Linked DNA regions of Mus musculus: region 2 is linked to region 1. Evidence: chromatin loops called from intact Hi-C (ENCODE). Cell type or tissue: gastrocnemius. All regions are shown on one strand. Links, peaks and the distances in the headings refer to the core of each region. The heading gives the core; the rest is flanking DNA.

What was found. A loop is a pair of places that touch in the nucleus more often than their neighbours do. Peaks named below come from ENCODE experiments on the same cell type or tissue, not always from the same donor. Only the 100,000 strongest peaks of a DNase experiment are listed, where the experiment ranks them.
Region 2: a loop joins it to region 1, with 2.1 times the contacts of the local background. A loop is called at or near these places in 2 of 42 quality-filtered maps.

The regions. Positions count from the first base shown.
Region 1 is chr6:37,867,080-37,875,416 of GRCm38, forward strand. It overlaps Trim24 (tripartite motif-containing 24), which reads left to right and starts at 3,732. Exons shown (of 19, transcript NM_145076.4): 1 at 3,732-4,395. The coding sequence starts at 4,032. In gastrocnemius, for the core only: CTCF peaks have their summits at 3,818 and 4,413; DNase peaks (open chromatin) are centred at 2,793, 3,637 and 4,221; H3K4me3 peaks cover 2,613 bases; H3K27ac peaks cover 2,598 bases.
Region 2 is chr6:37,710,140-37,718,476 of GRCm38, forward strand. It overlaps Gm38791 (a long non-coding RNA gene), which reads left to right and starts at 4,516. Exons shown (of 4, transcript XR_868982.1): 1 at 4,516-4,583; 2 at 5,010-5,316; 3 at 5,401-5,464. In gastrocnemius, for the core only: no CTCF peak of the experiment used is centred there; DNase peaks (open chromatin) are centred at 3,446, 4,261 and 4,554; H3K4me3 peaks cover 2,129 bases; H3K27ac peaks cover 4,388 bases.

The DNA of each region.
Region 1 (8,337 bases), core at 205-8,204:
TTATCTTTTCAGGGCATGCTCTCAATGACCTACTTCCTTCAACTAGGTCCTACATCCTAAAATTTCTACCACCTCCCAAAATAGTATCACCAGCTGGGGACCAAGACTTCAATACATGAGGCTGTGAAGGAGATGTTATTTTCAAGCCAGAATAGAAGGCTAAAAATACGGAAGTTAATTTTCCTTGAAAATGATTATTGGAGGAGTCTGGCCTTGGACTTCTGACCCTCCTGTCGCCCAACTCTGAAGTCTTAGGATCATGGGTGTGTATATGCCAGCATCCTGGGATGGGCAAGCACTGTACCAAAAAGCAAATTGTACATCCTCTATCAAGAGCAAATTGTATTAAAAGACTGGAGAGACCACTCAGCAGTCAAAAGCAATTTTGAACTTATAGGTTCAAAACCATCCCTAAATCCAGTTCTAGGGTATCTGACAACCTCAGGCGCCAGAAACACAGATAGTGCATATAACATACACTCTATGTAATTTGAATGAATAGCCCCCAAATGCTCATATATTGAATGCTTGTTTTCCCAGTTGGTAGACTGTTTAGGAAGAATTAGAAGGTATGCCATCAGGGATGGGCTTTGAGGTTTCAAAACTCACAATGGACCCAGTCTCTCTCTTTGTGTCTAATATTTGTAGATTAAGTTATAAGTTTATTCCAAAAGCATAGCAGGCAAGGTGCTGGGTCAAACATGTAGATACTACATGGTTGTCATGCTATATTGTTGGGGAATGTTAATAAATGTTCTTTTAGATTATACTTTTCTTTTTTAATTGTGTATGTGTGTATGTGCATGTATGCATGCATGAGCATGGGAAGGCCAGAAGAGGGAGGTGGATCCCTTGGCTCTGGAGTTATAGGCGGCTATGAGCCTTTATATGTGTGCTAGAAACTGAACTTGGGTCCTCTGAAAGAGCTGCAAACACTCAGCTGCTGAACCATCTCTCCAAACCCCAAGATGCCTCTGTGTGTGTGTGTTATGTGTTTGTGTGTGTGTGTGTGTGTGTGTGTGCATACAATAATTTTGGTCCAAGATAGAATCCTCAAATACACAAAATATGTTACAAATGCAGGTGTAGTAAGAATTCTGAAATTTTGGTTTCTTTTTAAAAAACACAGAAATGTACAAGCATGTGCCTTTGTTCGAATCCCAGCTGTAGGATGTGGTGCTGCAGTTGACCATGACTTGGTTTTGGCAACTGCAGATAATTTCTGTGATTGTGTGATGTTTGGAATTCTGAGAACTTTTCAGAGGATACATAAACTTTAGGGCCCCTGCAAGGTGGAGTTGATGGTTGTTGGTCATTTAGTGAAGTTGGCTGCTGTTTGTTAGTAGCCATGGTCAAAGAAGAAACAAAAGGAAAGGAATTAGTTTCAGGGATTTTCCTAATTCCTCTCTCCCCTCTATCCTTGTTTCTCTCCTACCTAGTGTTAAGGGGGTGAAAATTGGGAAGAGGGAAAGGTTAGGAGAAAGAACCCACAAAGTAGCAAAGACTAGCTATAGGCTGGGAGGGTGGTCTGTACAAAATTATCAGCCATTGAAGATCACTAAGTAGCAGAAACTGATACTGGAAACCTATTAGCCTTACCTTTGTTTCATAAAGTTGTTATGAATACCTTGTTAAATTCTGCTACTGTAACAACCCCACTTACTTTCCTCCATTTGGAAACCTACCTCTGACCTATAAAAACCTTGTCTTTCTCATGTTCAAGGCTGATGATCTCTTGAACCCCACCTTAGGGGGAGGCAGACTATGTACATAGGTTTTTAACTTTTTGCTTTAATTGCTTGCTTGGTTGCTTTAATAAATGTGGCCACGATGGATTATTCAGGTTCCTGGTCTTTCTCCTCAAGTCTTTGGGAATTACAGAGCACATGGACTTTATTCATGTGTATTCAAAAGCTTGTCTCCTCTCACAGTATTCTTCAACCTCTATGAGGTTTTACCCAGCTTTTTGTTGTTTAGAGAGTGTTTCTCTGTGTAGCTCTGGCTGTCCTGGCTCTGTAGAGCAGGCTGGCCTGGAATTCAGAGATCTGCCTGCCTCTGCCTCTCAAAGGCTGGAATTAAAGGTATGTGCCACTGAGCTTGGCTTTTTACGCAGCTTTTGGCTGAAAATGTAATTTTTATTATTCTTATTAAAGGTCCATTAAAGGAAAAATGTTGCCTACTAATCATAACCCAATGAAATCTACCTTTGAGGTAGAGTCACGCCATTGTCTCCTTCTGTAAACCTTAATCCAGCTGAGTCTGCCCATCACCTGGATAAGGGACCATCCCTTAGAAAGGCAGGTTCACCTTCAGCCACGCTAAAGACACAGAGGAATAATCTCTTTAATAAACAGTGTTCTTCCCCCAAATTCCTGGCCCATAGTGCAGTAGTTCCAGATTCCCCACGAGATTCTCCAGGATTTCTGTCTATTCTGTCTCAGAAACTCCCAACCTTCTCTTTGTCTTCTCTTTTCTTTTGGGTGTTAGCCTAATACACAGTCTCTGATAGTTTCGGCTTCCTTACTCTTTCTCTAAAGCTCCCCTCCATGTGGCTGCTGTAACCATGTGGCTGTTTAACACAAATGGCATGGCATCTCTTCCACTTCTCCATCTTCCTCTGGGCAGCTGCTGAGATTTACAGCTTGCCTGCATTGGTTTTTTTCTTTCTTTTCTTTTAAACTCTAATAAAATTTCCTCCAGCTTCTTTTGAGGCTCTTCTTAAATTCTTTTATTAATGAGACTAAGAACCTCAAGAGGGGACTCTGATTTCCCTAGTAACAGGTGGCACTTCCCATGGGACTCCCCAGAATTTCCGGTAACAAGCACGGGAGAAGGAAGACATGAAATATAATACTGAAACTCTAAAACCAGAATTGAGGTCCCCCCCCCCCCTTTTGAGACAGGCTTTTACACTGACTAAAACCTAGAATAACTTTGAATTTGTAGTGATTTTCCTGCCTTTGCCTCTGGAGTATTAGTATAGGTGTGTGCTACCACGTCTGCCTTTTTTTTTTTTTTAAGAGTTTAATATTCAGGTACTATGGACACTTGCAGATCATTTATTTAGTCCTCAAAAAAATTAACTGCTTTTATTCATTTAAGAAGCAAAATTAATTTCACCCTTTTCCATTGAGGTCTTTTAAAGTTCCGACAAATTTGTAATTTCTCCCCCTTTACATCATTCTCATTAATTCATCACAGAGATAAATTCAGGCCACAAAAAGAGTAAAGCTGCCTGCACACTCCCCCTTTCACACAATGTGGGCTCATACAACCCGGTTTTGGGTCTCTTCTCGTTTGCACGTAACTTACTTCTTCATCCTCCCGTGGCCCTCCCACGATCTTACTCCTTTACCCATTTAAGTCTCCAGTAGTAAAAGCAGTTTTCCAAGCAGTTTCTTAATTAATCAGGCTGGGTAGACTGGGCAGAGCCCCCGCCCCTTGGGCGGGGCCATAGCGGCGGGCGGAACCCGATGCCTGCTCTGGCTCCTTAACAAATGATTCCTTTACAATCTACAGAAGAGAGACACACACACAGCGAGCCAATCAGCGGCCGCGGTCCTCGCGTCCGGCGGGGCTAGCCCCGCCCACTCCCAACCTCCCGCGGGGGCCGTCCGAGCCTCGCGGGCTTCTGCAGACCCCGCCCCCTGGGCAGGCGCGGCGGTCATTGGATGGCGCTCGGCTCGCAGTCGCCGCGGTTGCTGGGAGAGGGAGGTGGGGGCGGGGCCCGCGGTGGTCCAAGGGGCCCGAGAGAAAGGCTGCTAGGCACGGGCGGGCGCGCTGGGCGGAATCGAGCGTCTCGGTGGCGGTTTGCCTATCGGCCCGCGCGGCGGCGTCGCGGTGCGGGAACCGGTCCCCGTTGACAGCTCCGCGTCTTCCGGCCGCGCCACTCGGGAGGTGGCTTCCTCCCTGTGCTCCCTCCGCGAGTCCGTTCGGCCTCGGAGAAGCGGGAGGCGGCGGCGGCTGCGGAGGTCGTCGGGGGCGGCGGGCGGTGAGCGCGCTCCCGCTTCCCCGGCGGCGGCCGCAGGACAATGGAGGTGGCTGTGGAGAAGGCGGCGGCGGCAGCGGCTCCGGCCGGAGGCCCCGCAGCGGCGGCGCCGAGCGGGGAGAATGAGGCCGAGAGCCGGCAGGGCCCGGACTCGGAGAGCGGCGGCGAGGCGTCCCGGCTCAACCTGTTGGACACTTGCGCCGTGTGCCACCAGAACATCCAGAGCCGGGTGCCCAAGCTGCTGCCCTGCCTGCACTCGTTCTGCCAGCGCTGTTTGCCCGCGCCGCAGCGCTATCTCATGCTGACGGCGCCCGCGCTGGGCTCGGCAGAGACCCCTCCACCCGCTCCCGCCCCCGCCCCCGCCCCGGGCTCCCCGGCCGGTGGTCCTTCGCCATTCGCCACCCAAGGTGAGAGGGGCCCGCGAGGTGGCGGGCGCGACCCGCTGTCACGCGGCTGGGGAGGGGGTGAAATGGGCCCGCGCCGGCTGAGCGACTCGGCGGTCCCTCACTTTTGCAGAGCTCTGACGGTTGTGGCGAGTTAGCTGCTCTCTGCTCCTCCGCAAAGCTTTGTCCGGGTGCATATGATCTGGATCAGCTCGTGTACACCCGGGTTATGCGAGCCGGAGGGGGGAGGAAGGGATGGAGATGAAGTGATGGGGATTTTCTTTGATGATTGATTGCAGATTGGCTGCCGTCTGTTTCGAATCTTGTGCGTTCCGGGCTTTTTACCTTAATGAGTTCCCTCTCTGTCCCCTCCGTAGGGGACAAAGGAACCGGGATAAGTTGTTTTGTTGTCTGCTGCTTTCGGAGATTTTATTTCGAGCGATTCGATAAACGATAGAAAGTAAATAGACTTCCAAAGTGTTTTGTATGCCGTAGTTGGAAGTTACTTTCTCTTTTGTGGTGTTATTGGGTAATTAGTTTTTGACAGGTAGTTTCCTTTGCTTATGTTACCAGGTTTAAATCGTTGAAAGTGATTTGAAGTGCAGTAATTATTTCTGGGAGAACACTTGAAGTTTTTAACTTTTAATATTGCAAATATTTGGGCAAATTGACGTCTTTAAAATGCGAAGTAACTGAGGAAGGGAAATCTTTTTTCTCTTGCTTCTTGGGTTTTGTGTGTGTGTGTGTGTGTGTGTGTATGTTTTGTTTGGCTTATGTAGCAGCCCAGAATTGTCCACAGCTAGCAATCTTCCTGCCTCAGCTTCTTCAGAGTAAAGATAACAGGCATGAGCCATTGCACCTGCTAGCCAGACACTTTTAACATCTCTTTTAAAGGGAATAACTGTTTTAAGTTAATTTGTTAAGTAATTATATTTATTAGGTCAGGATGCAATTGCTGGCTTGGATTGTTGAATTAGATGCATTTAGTTTTTTCTTACAACAGTCTTTAAATACAGGAAACTATTTTCCATGGGTCTCTATTGTTGCAGGAAGCCCACCAGAGGTACACCACTCAGTCTATAGCTAAATGAAAGTATTCCAGCCAGCTGGATTACAATCGGGTATCTAGAATGCAAATGTAATCCAGTGGTTTTCAACCTGTGGGTCCAGACCCCTTGAGAGGGTGGAATGAACCTTTCACAGGGGTCGCATATCAGATATCTTGCATACTAGATATTTACATTTTGATTCATAACGGTAGCAAAATTACCATTATGATGTACCGAAGAAGATAATTTTATGGTTGGGGGCCACCACAACATAAGGAAGTGTGTATTGAAAGGTGGCAGCACTATGATTAAGAGCTTTATATCTTTAGAGCAAGGGGCTTTTTTTTTGTTTGTTTGGTTTTTTGTTGTTTTTGTTGTTTTGAGATAAGGGTTTCTCTGTGTAACAGCTCTGGCTGTCCTGAAGCTTGCTTTGTAGACCAGGCTCAATCAGAAGTTGCAGAAATCTGCCTGCCTCTGCCTCCCTAGTACTAGGATCAAAATTGTGCACTACCACTGCCCTGCAAGGGGCTTTCAGAGGCAAAAACCATATCCTGTTATCTTGCCTTGTAGTTGCGAGCAGGAGGTTTTGTGCAAGCAAGCAGTTTAACAGAAGCTAAGATAAGCAGTTAACTGGAGGGGAAGATTTGTACAAGTGGCCAGTTTAACAGAAGCCAAGCTAGAGTATCTTGACTTTGGGTTCTTAGATTTTGGTAATTTTCCACAATATTCTCCATCAAGGAAGCCAAACTTTGGTCAAACCTAAAATAGTCTCAGCAAAATATAAGATAGGGGAACCTCAGTACTGTCTTGCCTTTTCATATTAACTAATTGGTTCTATGGGCAAGAGTCAAATAGTTGACTTGTACTGTTCTGGGGCATGGTTGGTTCTAAAGATCAGAAGCTTAACTAAGTTTATTCTCTGTTTGATATATTGGACATGCAGATGAAAATGCAGGGTTCAACCGTTAGCTGCATCAGAGGTGGGAGAGGGCAGGACTCCTTTTCCAATCTGGCCAATGCTGTGGCAAGTTCCTGCTAAGCCTGTGAGGACTTGCGAAGGGAAGGGAATGATTGGATATTTTTGCTTGGTGAATAGCTTGGAGTTTGGAAGATGGGAAGTGGTCCCCCAAATATAATTTCAAAAAGGAACAGTCCCCTCCTGGTAAGGAGTGCATTGGGTCCTGAGCAGGAGAGGAAGTTGGCCTAATTCTTGCCAGTTTTCAGTACCAATTTGATCAGAGTCTCCTAAAGAGTTTTATTCATCCTTTTTGCCTGACCTGGGCTCTGGTCTATACATTCAATGCCATTTCCAATTAATACCTTTGTCAGAATTTGAGACACTAGCTTTTGTAGAAGAATTTCAATCCAGCAACATGGGTACTCTGGCAAGAGATCAATCATATCCAAGGATAAGATCCAGCTGGAATATAGACAACTAAACACCTTTGATCCCTCTGGCTGGAATACAGGCAGGCCCTTAGTACATACCTATGATCCTTCTGGCTGGAATACAGACACATCTTTAGTGCACCACTTTTAATCCAAACAGTGACCTCTAATTAAGAGGCAGACAAAGTGATAAATCAGAGAAAGATTGACAGAACAAGTCAGAGATAGGATACACCCAACTCTCACAAGAAACAGGAAAGAAAGGCTACTTAAAGAGCAGCGAGGAAGAGAGGGGACTAAATTTAGTTCAGTTCAATGTACTTTAGTTATGAAGTGAGAGGTAGTTTTTTCCAAGCAGAGGAATTCAGTCAGAAGCTAAGAGAAGCCAATTTGAATCAGTCAGCTTGGAAGTGAATATAAGCTAGAACAGCTGAGTTAAACCAGCAGCCATCCAGAGTTCAGAAAAAGCTAGAAAGGATGAATTTATTCATCAGCAAGTCTCAGAGGCTAAAATAATATAGACCTAGGATAGCAGACAGAGGCTGGAAGCTGAAGGCTTCAGTGTTCAGACTTGCAGAAGATAAGGTTGAATGGAGGCTAGAAGCTTCCAGGCTTAGGCCTAGGGATTTAGAAATGCTCCTTGTATTCCTAAACCTTGGGCATGGCTCTCATCCCATCCATTTGTCTGAGAAAATAAAAATGGCTTTTACATTTTCATGGTATGAAGGCAGCCGAACCCCAAAGCTAGAGACAGTCCAAACCTAAGACTTCCCGAAGAAGTTTCTTAACTATTGGTGCACTCTCTGTTTGGGTGGTGTAGTTCTCCCCCCCATCCTAAGATGTCTACAAACACCAGCAAATATTTATAGACTTTATTTCAGTAAAGTCCAACTCCTAGTTTTTCCCAGGCCCATTTCCTCAATCCTGGATCCCTTGTGGGATCTTTTATTCTTGGTTGGAGTTTGTCTCAGTACCGGTGTTACATCTGAAGGTGGTATCTTTAATTAGACTTTCAAATTCGGAACATAATACTTGGGTCTGAAGAGTTCGTTTTCTTGGCTCCTAGATGTGTGACTTGATGGAGATCTATAACTATTGGCCTTCTACAACTCAGGGGGAAGGATGGATCCACTATCCAGCAGCATCTCTATTTATCCTGTGTGGCTAGTTCTTGTTTCACCCAGTCATCCTCGCCTGGAATGTGTTCTAAGTGGTTCCATGAGCTGGGCTGTGGCAGGGCTACCAAAACTTGAAGAGGACCCATTGATTCTAGGGCTACTTCCCAAGTGGCCCTAGTTAACTCTGGCTTCTGGGGAGTCTCCTTTTTTTGGATACTTTCCAAGGGATATTAGCCATCCGTTTGGGTAATCAGATAAGGTTCTAGTATGGCTAAGATTGCTTCTGTGTTTGATTACTTTTCCTGCTAAGGTTAGCAATTCTTTTTCTCTGTATGAGCCCATAGGCCTGGGCCACGGTGAAAGCATATTGCTGATCAGTGTAGTTGATGATAGTGTTGTCTTTCTCCCAG
Region 2 (8,337 bases), core at 297-8,296, 160 kb before region 1:
TCCTGGCCACCCAACAGGCACCTTAGTTAGGGTTTTTACTGTTGTGAAGAGACACAATGACCACAGCAATATTTATAAAGGAGAACATTTAATTGGGACTGGCTTACAGTTTCAGAGGTTTAGTTCATTATTGTCATGGTGGGAAGCATGGCAACATGCAGGCAGACACAGTGCTGGAGAAGGAGCTGAAAGTTCTACATCTTGATGGAGAAGGAGCTGAGAGTTCTACATCTTGATTCACAGGCAGCAGAAGTGAATGCCACACTAGGCTTAGCTTGATCATATGAGACCTCAAAGCCTGACGCCACAGTAGCACACTTCTTCCTTCTAGACCACACCTATTCCAACAAGGCCACATTTCCTAACAGTGCTACTCCCCATAGCCAAGCATTCAAACAAGTGAGTCTCTGGGGACCATTCCTATTCAAACCACAATAATAGGTTTGTTCTGCCATGCCCTCTGCCTCATGAAATGTCCACTAACAGTTCAGTCAGATGATTGTGGACCAAGATTTCAAAACTATGGCCAACATATATCCTTCCCCAAAATATATTAATAAATCATTCTGGGAGGAAAGCCATAAAACTCCTTGCCATTGTTCTTAGAATAATGTTTTGGATATGACAACCAAAGCCCAAGCAGCTAAAGACTAAATAAGTAAGACTCCCTCAAACTTACACTCTTCTGTAGAACAGAAGACGAAACCACCAGTCTCTGTCTGAATGAGAGGAAGCACCTGCAAGTCACGAATCTGGTAAGAAGTTATTACACAAAGTCTGTAAGGAACTCTCGCAAGTCAATAGCAAAAGCCAAATGGACTGTTTGCACAGTGAACAAAGAAGCCAAATACACACGTTCCTAAAGAATTACAAGTGGCCAGGCGGTGGTGGCGCACGCCTTTAATTCCAGTACTCGGGAGGCAGAGACAAGCGAATTTCTGAGTTCAAGGCCAGCCTGGTCTACAGTTCCAGGACAGCCAGGGCTACACAGAGAAACCCTGTCTCAAAAAACCAAAAAAAAAAAAAAAAGAAAGAAAGAAAGAAAGAAAGAAGAAGAAGAAGAAGAAGAGGAATCAACAGTACTAATTTTCAAATTAATACAAAGGAAAATCACAGTAGGATACCAATGTCACTCCATTAGGATGACTATCATCAAGAATGATAGAGACTAAGTGTTTAAAGGGGCCCATGAGATGGGCTGCCAACCCTGACAACCTGAGTTGCAGCCCCAGAACCCACATGATGAAAGAAGTGTATCAAGTCCTACAGCTTGTCCTCTGATATGCCTACCTCGACACAAATACATAAATTAATTAAGTGTACCCTTCAACTTTGGCAATATATATATATATATATATATATGTGTGTGTGTGTGTGTGTGTGTGTGTGTGTGTGTAAATAGAGTTACAAAAAAAACGGGAAAAATTAAACTAGAACAGTCACACTTTTAAGATTCTGAAGGAAACAAAATCAGTATCTCAAAGAGGCCTCGAGACCCCTGCTTATCCACAGGAGCTGAAAATAGAAATAAGTCCACTCATCCATCAATGGATAAAGATGCCATGGCATGTATTAACAATGGACCATTATTTAGCACTTTTTAAAAAGCAATCTTAAAGAGGCATGGTGGCACATACTTGTAACTCAGGAAGCCAAAGGAACACAAGTTTGATTTCAGCCTGGGTTACAGAAGGAGATCCTGTCTCAGAAGGAGAAACAAGACAATGAAAGGGAGAAGCAAAGTGCTGTCATGTGAGACAATCTGGATGAACTCTATGGGTATTAAGTAAAACAATAAGGACAAAGGCAAGCACTGTGTGTGTGCTCCCTCACATAGGAACACAGCCACTGGGAGCTGCCAGCAGTGGGGTGCGGGGGAGTGGGGGAAAGGTATAACATTTCAGTTCTAAGGTGAATAAATTCTAAACTTGGCCTGCTGGTTCATGCCTGGCAATCCCAGAACTTGGGAGTTTAAATCTGGATTGTGAGTTCAAAATCAAACTAAGTAGAATACCTGATCAAGTTCCAGGCTATCCTGGGCTACAGTGAGAGACCCTGTCTCCAAAAACAAAACCCACTACCACTACTAACAAAAGAAATAAGGAGTTCTCAAGACCTAATGTGCAGTATGATGACTGGAGTTATAATACTGTATTGAATAATTGATATTTTCTACAAGAAGAGATCTTAAGTGCTCTTAGTACAATGAAATAGAAGCATCTGAAATTATGGATTTGCACATTAACTTGATCATATTAATCATTCTATAGTATGTATATATATATGTATATATATATACATATATGTGTGTGTGTGTGAGAGAGAGAGAGAGAGAACCCACTATACTAGAAATCTTAAATTTATATATTTTTTTAATTAAATTTTTTTAATTTGTAAATTAAGTGTGTATGTGCATGTGTGTGTGTGTGTGTGTGTGTGTGTGCTTATACGCATGTGTGTGCAGGTATACTCATGCATGATGTATTTATGGAGATCAAAGGACAACCTTAGACATGACATATAGGCAGGCAAACAAGCAAGTCAATAAGTATCATTGTCCACTCTAGGAAGGAATTATTTGAATACACATAAACAAGATTAACCAAATATTTTTCCTTTGCTTTATAAAAATCAATCAGTGTTTTTGTCTGCTATTTGCAATACTGGAGATAGAACCTAGGATGCACATCATATGTGCCAGGCAAGTGCTCCAACCACTGAGCTACACCCCCCAGTATTAGAGTATTTTACTTTTCCTCATCTCCCTTTCCTTTTGACTCTCACCCCTACTACCCCTTCCCTGGTAATAAGAATAGAGATACTATTCCTACAAGCATGATACAAGTTTCAAGTTTGTTTCAATCACGTAAAACTAAAGAAAAAGGTCTGGAAAATACTTGCATTTATCTTCAATTGATCACAGACTACATGACTTACTTTTTTGCCAATAATGCTGATGCAGAATTTCCTAGCCAATTGTTTCCTTATTATAAAATAATCAATTAGCCCATTATGAAGTGGTACCCTGAATCTCCGTGTATGTCTCATCAATATCTCCTTCTTATACATTGATGTAGGCTTCTACTTTAGTTGACAGCATCTAGTAATACTGTTTATTTCTTATGTTTCAAAAATCTAACAGAGAACACACACAGACACTCTGTTTGTTTGTTTGTTTGTTTGGTTGGTTGGTTGGTTGGTTGTTTGTTTGGTTGTTTGGTTGTTTGGTTGTTTGGTTTGGTTTTTCCAGACAGGGTTTCTCTGTGTAGCCCTGGCTGTCCTGGAAATCACTCTGTAGACCAGGCTGGCCTCGAATTCAGAAATCACCCTGCCTCCCAAGTGCTGGGATTAATGGCATGCGCCACCACTGTCCAGCAGTACACAGATACTCTTAAAGCCAGACAGAAAGTCTGTTGCTGGCTGCTGGCCTCACTGGAACTTGCCCAAATCATGTAGCCCTGATCCTCACCGGCCTTTGTCTTTTATACACAAAACCCACATCCTGGTTGGCACACAATGGTTAGCAAGAAGCAGAGCTACAGAAGCCAAAAAGGTAAGGTTAGTCCATTTTGGGACTTTCCTGAATCCTCGAGCTATGCACTAGGGTCTTTGATGGATAAGGTCTTTGCTTCCATGTTGGCAGATGTTGGAGCCTTCATGCTGGGTTTTAATGCTGTATCTACCATTGTGTCAGTTGTGCTAAGGTCTGGGGGTCTGTTCGTTACACTTCAAACCACAGACACACTTGGAGTGATAACTATCTACCAGTTGGGAAAACAGCAAGCATGAAAAGACCTATTTTTATTGATCTAAAGAAGCATGAAACAGTAGGAAATTTATGTTTAAGTCATAACGGTAGCACCCACCCTTAATCCCAGCATGTGAGAAGCAGAGAGTCAAATGATTGTCAGTTCCAGGCAAACCTGGTCTACATCTAGGGCTACATAGAGAGACCCTGTCCTAAACAGACAAACAAAACAGAAAAAGAAATAGGGGAAAAAAGTTTGTTCAATCCCAATATTATAGGTAGGGACTTTAAAATGATATAACAGAGAAGACTTAAGGACATGTGTTTCCCGTGCTCACACCTGAGAATTAAGGTCACTGAGTGCTATTAATGCAAAGAGATTTGTCATCTCAGTGAGCCACAGAGTGATTACACCACTATAGAGTTCTAAGAGCTGGCAGAGAGGAAGGGGAAGTGGCTTCGTCTTTAAGCTTCACACAGTATGCTTGGGTGCCAAGATCTCAGCAGGAGATGTATGCAGGCCAGTCTGTACCAGCAGCAGCAGAGACCCAGGATGTGTTCCACGACCGATTTTACAGCTCAGGCTTTGCTGATCCAGGCAGGGCCATAGCCTTGGCACATGCACCCTAGAGTTTCATGTAAATAGTCCTTTCCTGACAACCCGAGTCACAGGCCAGGTAACATGAGATACCAGGGTGGTTTCCTTCTCCCAGAACTATGAATAACCTCTCAGCAAACCTCCACCATCCCCTGCTCAGTACCCTGAAAACAGTTCTTCCAGGGAGAAAGGAAAAGGGCAGGTCCTTGTCCCCAAGAAGCACTGGTCTCACAGCTGGTGAGCACAGAGCTGGCTAGCTCTATAAACAATGCAGGGTAGAGCCGGTTGCCACTGAGAAAGCAGAGCTTGCTGGGGGGGGGGGGGGGGGGGGCAGAGGAGGAGCAGATGCGGTAGCAGTGCTCCAGGGTTACATTTGAATGGAGTTCAAAAGCTCATCAAAGGTTCAGCTGTACAAGGGAGTGGGAGGTGGCTGTAATGGTCAGACCTTTTTATTTCTGTGGCTTGATTTGTTTGTTTGTTTGTTTGTTTGTTTGTTTGTTTTGGAAAAGGTCCTCATGTGGCCTAGGGTCCTTCTGCCTCCACCTCCTCAGTGCTGGCATGTCTGCCCGCATCCAGTTTAATAGTGATGTGACAAATATTAGAGAAGGGGAGGGGCTTAAAAAGAAGACTGACATATTTGGTCTCACGACTTCACATTGACAGAAAACAAAGAAGGAGTCACAGGAAGAGATCTCGGACACACCCTAAGGGATCCAGTTACCCTAATGAGGTCCCATAGTTCCACTGTCAACAATGGTGTATCCAGCGGCAAAAGGAAGAGCCTTCATGATCCACTTCCCCAAGGCCGCATGTCTGAATAGTGCTCGCATATACAGGATCAAGTCTTCAATGCACGAGCTTTCTGAGTGGCTACTTACTATCTGAACTATAGCATCAACTCTCTAGGGAAACAATACTGCAGAACTACATATGACTAGCTCCACGTGAAGGCAGAGACTTCCTTCCACAGGTATGAATTCTATTATTTATAACCTGCAAATGCTAAAGGAAAACATTATACCCTATATATTCACATCATTCCCTTTCTTGCTAGGTATAGAAATAATAAGAGATGAACTGCAAGAAAACTATCTGAACATCTCCAGACTTAGTAAGAGGTAATACCATAGATGGAAACTTGAGGGCTGTGCTGGCTGGTCTACAGCAACTTGATGCAAGCGAGTCATCAGAAAGAAGGGAGTCTCAGCTGAGAAAATGCCTCCATGATATGGAGCTATGGGCAAGCTAATAGAGCAATTGTTTTTAGTTAGTGAGTATGGGGGAGGACCCAGCCCATTGTGGATAGTACCACCCTGGGTTGATGGTCCTGGGTTCTATAAGAAAACAGGCTGAACAAGCCAGGGGAAGCAAGCCAGTAAGCAGCACCCCTCCATGGCCTCTGCAAGACCCCTGCCTCCAGGTTCCTGCCCTGTTTGAGTTCCTGTTCTGGTTGATGGTGATAATGATGAACTGTGATGCATACGCTAAATAAACCCTTTCCTCCCTGGCCTGCTTTTTTTGGCCAGGGTATTTCATCACAACAATAGTAACCATGACAAGAACACGGACAGACTTCATGCCTGGGCTTGAGTCTGATATCAACTAATCATGCTCAAATGATCCCAAGAGCTAGTAATGAGGAAAGTCAAAATGAAATGTTGTCTTACTCAGGGTTTCTATTCCTGCACAAACATCATGACCAAGAAGCAAGTTAGGGAGGAAAGGGTTTATTCAGCTTACACTTCCATACTGCTGTTCATCACCAAATGAAGTCAGGACTGGAACTCAAGCTGGTCAGGAAGCAGGAGCAGAGGCCATTGAAGGACGTTACTTACTGGCTTGCGTTCCCTGGCTTGCTCAGCCTGCTTTCTTATAGAACCCAATCCTATCAGCCCAGGAATGGCACCACCCACAAGGGGAACTCCCCTCTAGATCACTAACTGAGGAAAATGCCCCACAGCTGGATCTCATGGAGGCACTTCCCCAACTGAAGCTCCTTTCTCTGTGACAACTCCAGCCTGTGTCAAGTTGACACAAAACTAGCCAATACAATTGACCTCTTGTCAACTTGGCACACAAACACATCATTATTAAGTCTCAACCCTTACATTCTTATTCATTCCCAAGGTCTAAATAACTTTAAACGTCCCACAGTCTTTACATATTCTTAAATTTTCAATCTCTTTAAAATATCTATCTCTTTTAAAATCCAAAGTCTTTTTACAATTAGAAGTCTCTTAACTGTGGGCTCTACTAAAATAGTTTTTTCCTTCAAGAGTGAAAATATCATGGCACAGCCACAATCAAAAGCAAAAATTCCAACCATCCAATGTCTGGGATCCAACTCACGATGTTCTGGGCTCCTCCAAGGGCTTGGGTCACTTCTCCAGCCATGCCCTTTGTAGCACACACGTTGACTTCTAGGCTCAAGCTGCCTGTACTACACTGCTATTGCTGTTCTTTGTAGTCATCTCATGGTACTGGCATCTCCAAAATTCTGCTGTCTTCTGCTGTAACTTGGCTTTAACAATAGCCTCTCATAGGCTCTCTTCATGGTGCTAAGCCTCAAATCCTTTGCATGACCCCTTCAGTCCTGGGCCATCAATTGCAACTGAGGCTGCACCTTCACCAATGGCCTTCCATGGCCTCTCACAGTGCTGAGCCTCACCTGCTCTGCGTGACCCCTTCATGCCTTCAAAACCAGTACCACCTGCGTGACCCTTACACATTACTAAGTCCCACTGCAGCACGAGGTACGACCTTGGCTATCTCTGGAATACAGCCTCTTTGTTTTCTCAGAAAACACTTCTCAGAAGATTTTACCTCAATGATACTGGTTTCTTCTTAATCACCACTAATTTCTTAGCTCCAGCTAACCAGCATCAATAGTCCCAGTAATGCAAAGGTCCTGCTTTAGTAGTTCTGGTATCTTGTTAATCACAGCTGATTCTTCAGCCCCAGCTAACCAGAACCACAGAATCTTCACAATCAAAATAGCAACGGCCTTGAAAAGAGTCTTTAATCTTCCCTCTGAAATTTCACAAACCAGGCCTCCATCTTCTGCACTGTTCTCAACATTATCTTCCAAGCTCCTATACAACATCCCACAGAGTTCTTAACATCGAATAGATCTTCCAACTCAAAGTTCCAAAATCCTTCCACAGTCCTCCCCAAAACATGGTCAGGTTGTCACAGGAATACCCCACTATGCTGGTACCAATTTGTCTTAATCAGGGTTTCTATTCCTGCACAAACATCATGACCAAGAAGCAAGTTGGGGAGAAAAGGATTTATTCAGCTTACATTTGCACATTGCTGCTGATCACTAAAGGAAGTCAGGACTGGAACTCAAGCAAGTTAAAAAGCAGGAGCTGATGCAGAGGCCATGGAGGGATGTTCTTTACTGGCTTGCTTCCCCTGGCTTGCTCAGCCTGCTCTCTTATAGAACCAAGACTACCAGCCCAGGGATGGCATCACTCACAAAGGGACCTCCCCGCTTGATCACTAACTGAGGAAAATGCCTTGCAGCTGGATCTCATGGAGGCATTTCCCCAACTGAAGCTCCTGTCTCTGTGATAACTCCAGCCTGTGTCAAGTTGACACAAAACTAGCCAGTACAAATGTGTTCCTTGAAAAGGAGGAAGGCTGGATGTACCAAATACGCTTGGTGGTGTGCCCCAAATAGTGAAAATATATCTGGTTTTGTTTATTTACTTTGTTTGGTTGATTGGTTGGTTGGCTTATGGGACAGTGCCTTATTTTTTTGGCATGTCACTCACTGAAGCTGACCCACCTCTACCTCCACAATGTTAGGATTACAGGTGTGCACCACCATGAATGTCACTGAGGCCAACAGCTCAGCCCTGTTGAGACATTAAAGACAGGCCCCCTGAACATAAAGTCTTCTGTGAGTTGACAACCACTTGTAGACCACAGCTGAAGATCTATTAGTTCCTAGAAAAACCATAACTGGAGCCAGGTATAATGAGCA